Linked DNA regions of Homo sapiens: region 2 is linked to region 1. The links are chromatin contacts, found by Hi-C in ENCODE. All regions are on one chromosome and are shown on one strand. The core of a region is the stretch at or near the end of the contact, and the rest is flanking DNA. Distances in the headings are between cores, read along the strand shown. Region 1 holds the start of TOPAZ1 (testis and ovary specific TOPAZ 1). Region 2 holds the start of ZNF852 (zinc finger protein 852).

Evidence for each region. Hi-C counts contacts between places; a loop is a spot of excess contacts on that map. Pooled maps may share reads with other maps.
Region 2: a pooled map shows a loop between it and region 1 (2.9-fold over the local background). The contact joins the promoter of ZNF852 here to the promoter of TOPAZ1 in region 1. A Hi-C loop is called at or near these places in 1 of 168 maps with a recorded cell type or tissue (K562) and 7 of 50 pooled maps.

The regions. Positions count from the first base shown.
Region 1 is chr3:44,240,571-44,245,433 of GRCh38, forward strand. It overlaps TOPAZ1 (testis and ovary specific TOPAZ 1), which reads left to right and starts at 1,316. Exons shown (of 20, transcript NM_001145030.2): 1 at 1,316-1,829; 2 at 2,283-4,701. The coding sequence starts at 1,484.
Region 2 is chr3:44,508,782-44,513,707 of GRCh38, forward strand. ZNF852 (zinc finger protein 852) reads right to left here and starts at 1,836. Exons shown (of 4, transcript NM_001423469.1): 1 at 1,772-1,836. RefSeq lists enhancers at 1,219-1,995, 1,996-2,772, 2,231-2,290 and silencers at 1,601-1,760, 1,771-1,830, 1,961-2,010.

The DNA of each region.
Region 1 (4,863 bases), core at 66-2,565:
AGGACTGTCAGGTACAGAAGCACAAGCATAACAAAAGTATATGAAATCTGGGGAACTTCAGGTAGTAGTCCAACGTGGCTTATGGGCAGGCTATGTGTGGTGATAAGAGATAATTTTCAAAAAAGAGAAAATAATGGCTGTCATGGATGAACATGTATTAAAGATTATATTCTCCCATCAGGCAGATTTTATAAACATTGGTTCAAAGGGTAAGTCCAAACAACAAACATTCTAGACCAGGAATGAAGTGAATGTGGAAATGGAGGCAAAACTAGCTTCTTCCACAGTGAAAATGGGAAGTCAATTAAACTTCTATTGGACAGAATTTGGATTTCTATAGACCGTTATTTTGTGTTGCTATCGCTTATCTATAATTTACAGAGTTGTAAAATAACTCCCATAGAATCAGAATCAGATAATTCAGAAGGGTGACTTCTATGTAGTTTTCCATCAAAGCACAACTTTTACCCTACAGTGGCAGTAAGAGAAAACTAGTTAATTTTTCAGAGGCCACATCAGATAGGGTCACAGATACCACACCAGAGTTTGGATTTCTGTTAGTTTTAGTCTTTGAGCAAAAGAAGTTCATGAAGGGTCAAACTGAGAAGTGCTAGGATCTCCTGTCATCGGAGAGGCATGGCCTGGCAAGGAGGTGGACGTTTGACTGGAATAGCTCAAGGATGGATTCAGAGGCTTGATGCAGTAGGTCAGTCAAGAAAGTCTGAGGGCCAGAGCCACGGTAATGGCAAACGGGAGAGTGGCTGACAAACAAAATACAGTCAAGTAGATCTAGTGAAAGTGGATGTGAGGGATGAAGTAGAAAGAAGGTTGTCTCTGATGGTTTCTAGGTTTCTGGCTTAAACAATTAGGCGCATGGTGGCGCATCCACCTATGTGAAAGGAGCAAGCTTGTGAGGAGCGATGAGCTGGTTTGCCCATCTGAGTGTGAGGTGCCTGTGGAATATGGAATATCCGGGTGAATATATCAGGAAGACAGTTAGACAGGGGCTTCTAGGAGACTTGGTGTGGAGTTACAAGCCACTGACAGTGGCCTTTGCGAGCAGCCAAGGCGCGAAGAGCAGCAGCTGGGAGAATGAGCCCTGAACGGTTCCAGGAAGCTCAGCCTAGTGGAAGGGCCAACGGAGGCCTGTTATGTGATGAGCCCCACTACAGTCCCTCGCAATGCAATCGGGCGCGGCCACTGCCTCCCTCGGAGCTCCGCGAGAGGCCCTCCAAAAAGACGCTGGCACGGAACTCGCGGCTCTCCTGCCCGTTGGATCCCGAAGCACCAGTCGGGGCCCCAGACACGAGGCCCCACTTCCGCTTACGCGCCCCACTTCCGCTTCCGGCCCCGGGCTGTGGTGACTGGCGGTGTGGGGTGGGTCAGAGGGCAGTAGGTACCTCCAGGCGGGAGCAGCGTTTGCACCGCGGTGGGTTCCTGCGAGCTGGTGCAGAGGGGCCCCAGCGGGCCGGCCCCGGGGCACATGCGACGACCTCCACCCCTGGGCCCCACGACGGCCTCAGGGCCTGAAGGCAATGTGCGAAACCTGCAGAAGCGGCAGGCGCCAGGGCCAGGCGCGGCGGGAGGCTGTGGCCCTGAGGCCGGGGGGTGCCGGGAAAATAAGCAAAAGAGGAGAATGGTGGCCCGGGCCACCCCTGGGAGAGGCGAGGTGGAAAGTGATAAGTCGGTTGCAGCATCAGGGGCTGGAAAGGCCGCAAGGCGTCAGGTGGAGGGGCGCAGGGGCCCGGTGAGCCCGTCAGACTCGTCAGACCCGCGAGGCCTAGAAGCAGCAAAGGAGGCTGAACTCCCCTTGCAAACGGAAAGACACAGTAAGAAAGCATCCACGATCACTTACCTTTAGCCCTTGTACCTCAGCGTGCTCCATCTTTGTTTTACCACTAGTCTTTAACTTGAACCTGCATGGTTATTTCTGATGCACATAGTTGACCAGGAGATGGGAAAAATGGATTTCCTTAAAAGGGGTGTTCCCTGTTAGGAATCCTTGGTCAGAATTATGATAGGAGGAATTCCTACTTGTGGTCCATTTTGGCTAGTATGAGATGACGATGTTATAAGGGTTATTCAGTTGCCTTAGAATTTATACAGGTTTATATGTAATTCCTTAACAGAAATTAAGGCTTTCATTTAAAAACAAATGTGTATTTACATACAGCTGTTCAGGGAAATAAAAATGATAGCCTCACAATTTTTAATTTCAATGATAATTGCATTTTCCTCCTCAATATAAAATCTTTTCTGATATATTTTGTTGTTTTGATCAGCCAAGGAAAAAAGAAAAGTTACTGAAGCCTCAAGTGATGATCCACAGCCAGGGCTTGACTTGGTAAGAAAGGAATCATTAACCAGTTCGGAATCTTTCCAAACAGTGGAATGCTTGCAGTCTTTGGGTAAGGAAAGTATAATAGAAGGTATTAAAAGAAGAATTCGAAATAAAAAACTTAAAAGCTTAGAAAACCCACCTCTCAAAATAACCGAAAATGAGGCTACACAAAATATTAAGGTTGAATTCCAAGATGAACTGTACAAGAATACTCCAAAATATTCTTGTAATATCTTGTCACCTGAAGTAGAAAATAATTCCGTTTTAAAATTACGTGATTGCAATTGTTTCCCCCATTCCAAGGGTTGTAATGATGAAAACAACCTGCCATATAAACCTGATGGTGGATGTATGCATGTAGCAGAAAATTTCTCAAAGAAAGAAAACCTTAGGAGTCTTGCAGAGAAGAGTGACACAAATAGTATTCCTCAGCTCTTACAAACAGAAGAAAATGTAATGGGAGTAAATAAGTTACTACCAGAAGAGAGTGATTTATACCAAAGTAAAACCAATGGCTTGCTTTCCTGCCTTCAACATGAAAAAAATAAATATTCAATAGAGGAGAGCAGTGTTGGGCGAAAACCCAGGAAAAGGATGAAGTTGTCTGAAAAAGCAGATGAAACAGTTACTGAGATGAACTTCTCTAATGAGTATAACAAGTCTGAGTTGATGTTGCAAGAAAATCAAATGATTGCTGATGGTAAAGAAGCAGAGACTAAAAGTCCTTTAAATGTTTTGAGAAAAGTAAGCCATAATACAGTCTCTTTGATGGATCATTTATTAAGTGTCCCAGAAACAGTAGAAAAAGAAACAAGTTCTGAACATCATGTAAATGCTGTGTTTCAGAAAACCATTGAACCACTTTTGAAAGAAGAAACAGAGAATGCTTCAGAGCCGTTAGGTTATGAAAGCATGGCATCGAAAGAGGATTTTAAATCGATGAAAAGCTTCATAGGGAAATCACCTAATGAGTACCATATTGAAAGGAGATCTTCACGGGAAGACTTAAGAAGTGCATCTGAAGAATTGAAGTTAAGCTGTCAGAGAACAATACCTATGACTGGTAAAAGAACTTGGCCCTATTATTCATGTGCTAGAATATCTGCCTGGTGTTGGAAAAAGGCTTCCTTGCCAGAATCAAGTTACTTTCTTCGTGGGTCTCAGGAAAGTTGTAGGCAAGTTGATGTCCCTAAACACCAAACAAACCAGACCCATTTAACTGACTCCAAATTATTATTACAAAGTTCCTTAACAGAAACAAACACTGAATCTTCAAGTAAAGAAAAATTAGATTCTAATTCTAATTGTTTGTCTTCAGTTTCTGCAGTAGAACCTACTTTAATGGTTATAAAGGAACCTATAATCAAGGATGATAAAAAGATAAAATCAGAGGAACTGAGCAGAAGAGGGTCAGAGGTAATTTCTAACACTACTGAAGATACTCAATTAACCAGTGAGACTCAAAGCTTAACGGGAAATAAAAAAAAAGCTAGAGGAAATTTAACGAAACTTAATTTGACAGCGACTTCCAAAGATGGTCAGGAAGCAAATAACTCTGCAGGCAAAACTATTCATCGAAAAGCATGCATTGCTCAACAAACATTTATAGTTCCAGACTTGGTTAAAATATTGAACACAGGACGGCTGACTAATTTTAAAATTCCTTTACTTAAGAATAAATCAGAAAAAAGAAAAGAAGTAAATGCCAAGTCATCAGAGAGAGAAGCTTACAGTCCTCTAGAACTTCTGGACAATTTATCTGGAGCAGACGTAAGACAGAACAGGAGTAAAGAAAATGTCTCCATGATGATGTTAGGACCTCAAACTTTGAGCATACGAAATAGTGTAACTCCAGTGCAAGCTAGTTCTGACTCATTCTACAATAAGAAATCCTATAGTATTTCTCCAAGCTTTACAAAGCAAGGTAACAATAGCAAACCATCTAATCACGTCTCTGAACCAGGCAATATTGTTTCTAATAAAGAAGTTGCTTCTCTCACAGTTGAAAATAATGCTTTTTCTTGTGATCCTGGGTATGTAGAGAAAAGTCCTTCCTTCTGCTGTAATGAACAAGAAACATTCCGACCAGTGTCCAGTGAAGTTAGGGGTAGAAAAATAACTAAGAATTTTTCAGAGGTAGGGTTTCCAGATATTCTTAAAGCATATGAAGATGACGTCCTCTTAATTGATGTAATTCAAGATGACCCAGACCTCTTTGGAGTCTCCAATGAAGGGGAGCTCTCATTTACTTCTGAGGTCCCAAAGATAAGCCAGGAGCCCAATGTTGCTGGAGAGCACCAATCAACAGACTCCAAGTACATGGAAACTCCAGTAAAAAAAGAACCAAGTGATGACTTAAGGTATGCATGTTCAAGTATTCCTTTTAGTGCAGATTGTTGGGGGTTAGAAAAGCAGTCTCTTAAGTTTCACTAATGTATTCAGTGATATTGAAGCTCCATTATTTTTTAACCCAATTATTTATTAAATGTTATATACCATTATTACTGCTGATACCTGGAAAT
Region 2 (4,926 bases), core at 586-3,085, 270 kb after region 1:
AGGTCAGGAGTTCAAGACCAACCTAACCAAGATGGTGAAATCCCATCTCTACTTTAAAAAAAAAAAAAGCCAGATGTGGTGGCAGGCGCCTGTAATCTCAGATACTCGGGAGGCTGAGGCAGAGAATTGCTTGAACCCAGGAGGCAGAGGCTGCAGTGATCCAAGATTGTGCCACTGCACTCCAGCCTGGGTGACACAGAGTGAGACTCTGTCTCAAAAAAAAAAAAGAAAAAAACCATAAAGACTCTAAGAACCCTGGTGTAACCAAGAATTTCTTAAGACAACAAAATGAAAAGAGTGAATATATTTGAATACATCAATATGAAAAAAATCTCTGTCCAAAAGAAAAGCAAAAGAAAAAAACACCAAACACAAACCACTAATAGATGTGGAAATGTAATAGCCAACAGGAAGGATAGTTTGAAAGTCCACAGTAAAACTAAAAAGACATATTCCTTACGCTACAGGAATTTAACTTGTAAGAATCTGCCCTGAAAAACACTTGCACGGGTATTCAGACATTTACACAGGTATTTACTAAAATATTCTCTGTAATAACATAATACTGGATTTAACCTACTTGTCCATCAATATGGCTAAATAAAAGTAGCATTTTTATAGGATGAAATACCATACAGCACCTAAAAGGAACATACTAGATCCTTATGCATCACCATGACTGTTCCACTATTCACCAGGTGGCCAGGCTGTGCTGCCAAGATTAAAAGGCCATCCAAGGAAGGGATAGCACATGATTTGAGGTCGCTGAGGACAGATACCAACCACATCAGGCCCCAAGAGGTACAGCGTATACTTACAGCAAAAGGAGAAACAGGGAACAAGATCCAGCCTCCTGCAATGCAAAGAGCCCCCACACCCAGCAGATCCACTCCACAGCTATAGGGCTGGTGTGATGCACACACCCCACTTAGTAAGGAAGAAAGATCTCAATCCACCCTCCCCACTCCTATGGGGTGTGAAATACAGAAGGCTGAGAGAATGAATGAAGGCCACTGACTTAAGAGATTAAACACAACAAAGGAGTACACATGAAGCCTGAAACACTGAAAGACACAAGGCATTAAATGCAGCAGCACAGGCTGTGAGGGCTCTAACTCTGCAAGGAAATGTTCCAGGCTCAAGGTCACTCTTACATTCTTAACTTGGCAATGGGCTATTTAAAAAAAAAAAAAAGACATTAAAAACTGTCAATTCTTCTTGTCTCCCAGTTTAGATATTCCTTCTTTCATTAATTTAACAAACACCTTCTAGGAGCACCTACTATTTCCCATACACTAAGGTAACAGCAGTTAATAAAGCAAACAGAAAGCACTGCCCTGGCAAGGGGCTTATGGGAAGATAACCAATAAACAAATACATGCTATGTTAGACGGCGACAGGTGCCAGGAAGTGAAATAAGACAAGAAAAAGGGAGAAGTCTATGCCAGATGTTTTCAATGTCAGGAGACCTGGAGACTAAGATTTCCGGACGGTGGCTACTTTCACTTTTCTTCCACTTATCTAATTGTCTCTAATAAGTACGCTTTATTCGCATAATTGGGTGAAAAGATAAAGCCAGAAGAAACCGGGAATTTTCCAGATTCTCTGCCCCAGACGCCCGGGGGGCGAAGAGGTATGCCCTCGGCGCGGCCGGGCGGGATCCACGGCCAGACCCCCGCCCCGGGTGCAGCCTCCAGGCCCGGCCTCACCTGCCACTCTCGCACGCACAGCCGCCCCCGCTCCGCACCCCGCGCCCCGCCGGGCCGCTCACCGACTCCGCCGCCGAGAGACAATCATCCAAACGCCGCCACCGCAGCCGACCGCCCCGCGCCTACCTCCCAGCTTCCCCAGTTGCGCACGCGCGTCGCCTCCCCGGGCCCTCTGCGGCCTCTCTAGGAAACTGGGAGGGCCAACATCTCTGCTTCTCCCTGGGCCCAGGGCCGCTGGCGGCGGGCGGCGGGCGGCGGGCGGCGGGCGGCGGGCGGCGGGCGGCGGGGCTTGTCCAGCATCCTTCGCCTCCTTCCGCGGACACTTGTCTTCCACGCTCTGATGCCCAGGCGCGCTCCAGAACTCTATCGGCTTTGGCGTATTATCCTACATCCCTCCCATCGGTTCTGCACGGCTGCCCTGGAGGCCTCTTTTCCTTCAGGGAAGAAAGGGATCCAAAGCTAGCGGTGAAAATAGAGCCAGCGGCCTGGCGCGGTGGCTCACGCCTGTAATCCCAGAACTTTGGGAAGCCGAGGTGGGCGGATCACGAGGTCAGGAGATCGGTGGCTAACACGGTGAAACCCCGTGTCTACTAAAAATAAAAAAAAAGTAGCTGGGTGTGGTGGCGCGGCGCCTGTAATCGCAGCTACTTCGGCGGCTGAGGCAGGAGAATCGTTTGAACCTGGGAGGCGGAGGTTGCAGTGAGCCGAGATCGTGCCACTGCACTCCAGCCTGGGAGACAGAGCCAGACTCCGTCTCAAAAAACAAACAAACAAAAAAATAGGGCCAGCACATCCCCAAACATAAAACCCTTGAATGGAGAAATTCCCAAACAAGGCAATAAGCCCAGCACTGGCCGTGAGAGTTTATTATCCCCTTTTAAGTAAATGCTACAAGCCCTAGGCGCACTTTTGCAACTGTTCAAGGGTCATCAGGCTGCACATGACTGACCAAGACACTCAGTTGCCCACTTTGGATGGAGCTACAGCTTTGTGGGAAAAACAGATAATAGAAATTACACAAATACATCAATGTCAAGTGGTTACGAACACTGTTGAAATGTAACAGAGTTATTTAATTGACAGCGACTGATGATAATGCTTGTATTTTTTCTGGTACTTTTCTGTATACTTCCGGTAGCTCATAACACACTGGCTGCCATGCATTGATTTGAGTTGCCCAAGGAAATAGAGTCAGTAACTGGAATAGCCACTGAATCCAAATCTTTTGGTCTTTTCACTACTGTGCTTCATAAAAGCTCTCCCGTCCCACGTCCCTGTAGAGGGAGAGTTGGGGATAGCATGGCTCCTAGCTGAGATCCCAGAAGCTAGGGGTAGAAGGTTGTGGGCAGGATAGTGAGGAGGGCAAGATTCCAAGGAAAACTAAAATCCCTGCCCAGGAACGGTTACCACCTGGGAAAGCAGGAATGACCCAACGCATCAAGGCCCAGAGTGTACTCAAAGAACAACAGGTTAGGATGAGGGTCAAAACTCAGACCAGAAAGAGCATTAGCTGAGCTTGGTGGTGCACGCCTGTAGTCCTAGCTACTGTGGAGGCAGAGGCGGAAGGATCGCTTGGGCCGGGGAGGTCGAGGCTGCAGTGAGCTATGATTGGGGCAGTGTACTCCAGCTTGGGCGACAGAGCGAGACCCAAGGAAGGAAGGGAGGAAGGGAGGGAGGGAAGTGAGAAAGAGAGAAAAGGAATGAAAGAGAGAAGGAAGAAAGAGAGAGAACGAGAAAGAGCAGGCTGCTTCTTGGGCTACAACCTGGAGAGGCTGTGTAACATTATGAGTTGGAGAAGCAGGTACAAAATAGTAAAAACTTCTATAAAGTAGACTAACAGCATGTGGCAGAACAGTGGGTTTTTAAAGGTGGGAACAAGAGAACCAAACAATAGCAAAAATAGATTGATTAACATCAGGTTACTTTTCTTTTAAGGATTAAAGCAGAGGGGGCCTTCCTTATGCTGACTGGGGTTAACTGGGCCCTTTCTGAATGGTTGCTATGAATCTCCTGTTTGCAGGAAAAACTGGTCTGTTAGGGGATTCACATACTTCTATAAAATTTCAGTTTGATTATGTGGCATTTAGCATTAGGAATTCCTTCATTTATTTATTTATTTATTTTGAGACGGAGCCTCCCTCTGTCACCCAGGCTGGAGGGCAGTGGTGTGATCTCGGCTCACTGCAACCTCCGCCTCCCCTCCTGGGTTCAAGTGATTCTCCTGCCTCAGCCACCCAGTAATTGGGACCACAGACACAGGCCACCATCCCCAGCTAATTTTTGCATTTTTAGTAGAGCCAGGATTTGTCATGTCTGCCAGGCTGATCTCGAACTCCTGACCTCAGGTGATCTGCCCACCTCGGCCTCCCACAAGTGCTAGGATTACAGGTGTGAGCCACAGCGCCCAGCCTTATTTATAATTATTTATTTATTTATTTATTTTGAGATGGAGTCTCACTCTGTCACCCAGGCTGTAGTGCAGTGGCGCGATCTTGGCTCACTGCAGCCTCCGCCTCCCGGGTTCAAGCGATTCTCCTGCCTCAGCCTCCTGAGTAGCAGGGATTACAGGCATGTGCCACCATGCCTGGCTAATTTTTGTATTTTTAGTAGAGATGGGGTTTCACCATCTTGACCAGGCTTGTGTTGAACTCCTGACCTCAGGTGATCCGCCTGCCTCTGCCTCCCGAAGTGCTGGGATTACAAGATGAGCCACTGTGCCCGGCTTATTTATTTATTTTTGAGACAAAGTCTGGCTCTATCGCCCAGGCAGGAGTGCAGTGAGTGGTAGGATCTCAGCTCACTGCAACCTCCACCTGCTGGGCTCAGGCCATCATCCCACCTCAGCCTCCTGAGTAGCTGGGACTACAGGCGCACACCACCACACCCGGATAAGTTTTTTTTTTTTTTTTTTGGTAGAGATGGGGTTTTGCCATGTTGCCCAGGCTGGTCTTGAACTCTTGACCTCAGGTGATCCACCTGCCTAGGACTCCCAAAGTGCTGGGATTACAGGAGTGAGCCATGGCGCCCAGCCACTGGTTGTTAATCTTTTAAATATCATCCCTGAGAAGAAAAGAGACCTAGGTAACAGAACTGAAACAGTTCTGTCTGTGAACTGGAAGGAAGTCGTTGAGGAGGTCAATTTCTTTCCCTTCCTGCAGCCCCTCCTCATAGGTAGAAGGAGACAAGGTGGAAAAACAGCTCCTTTAGCCCCTCCCCC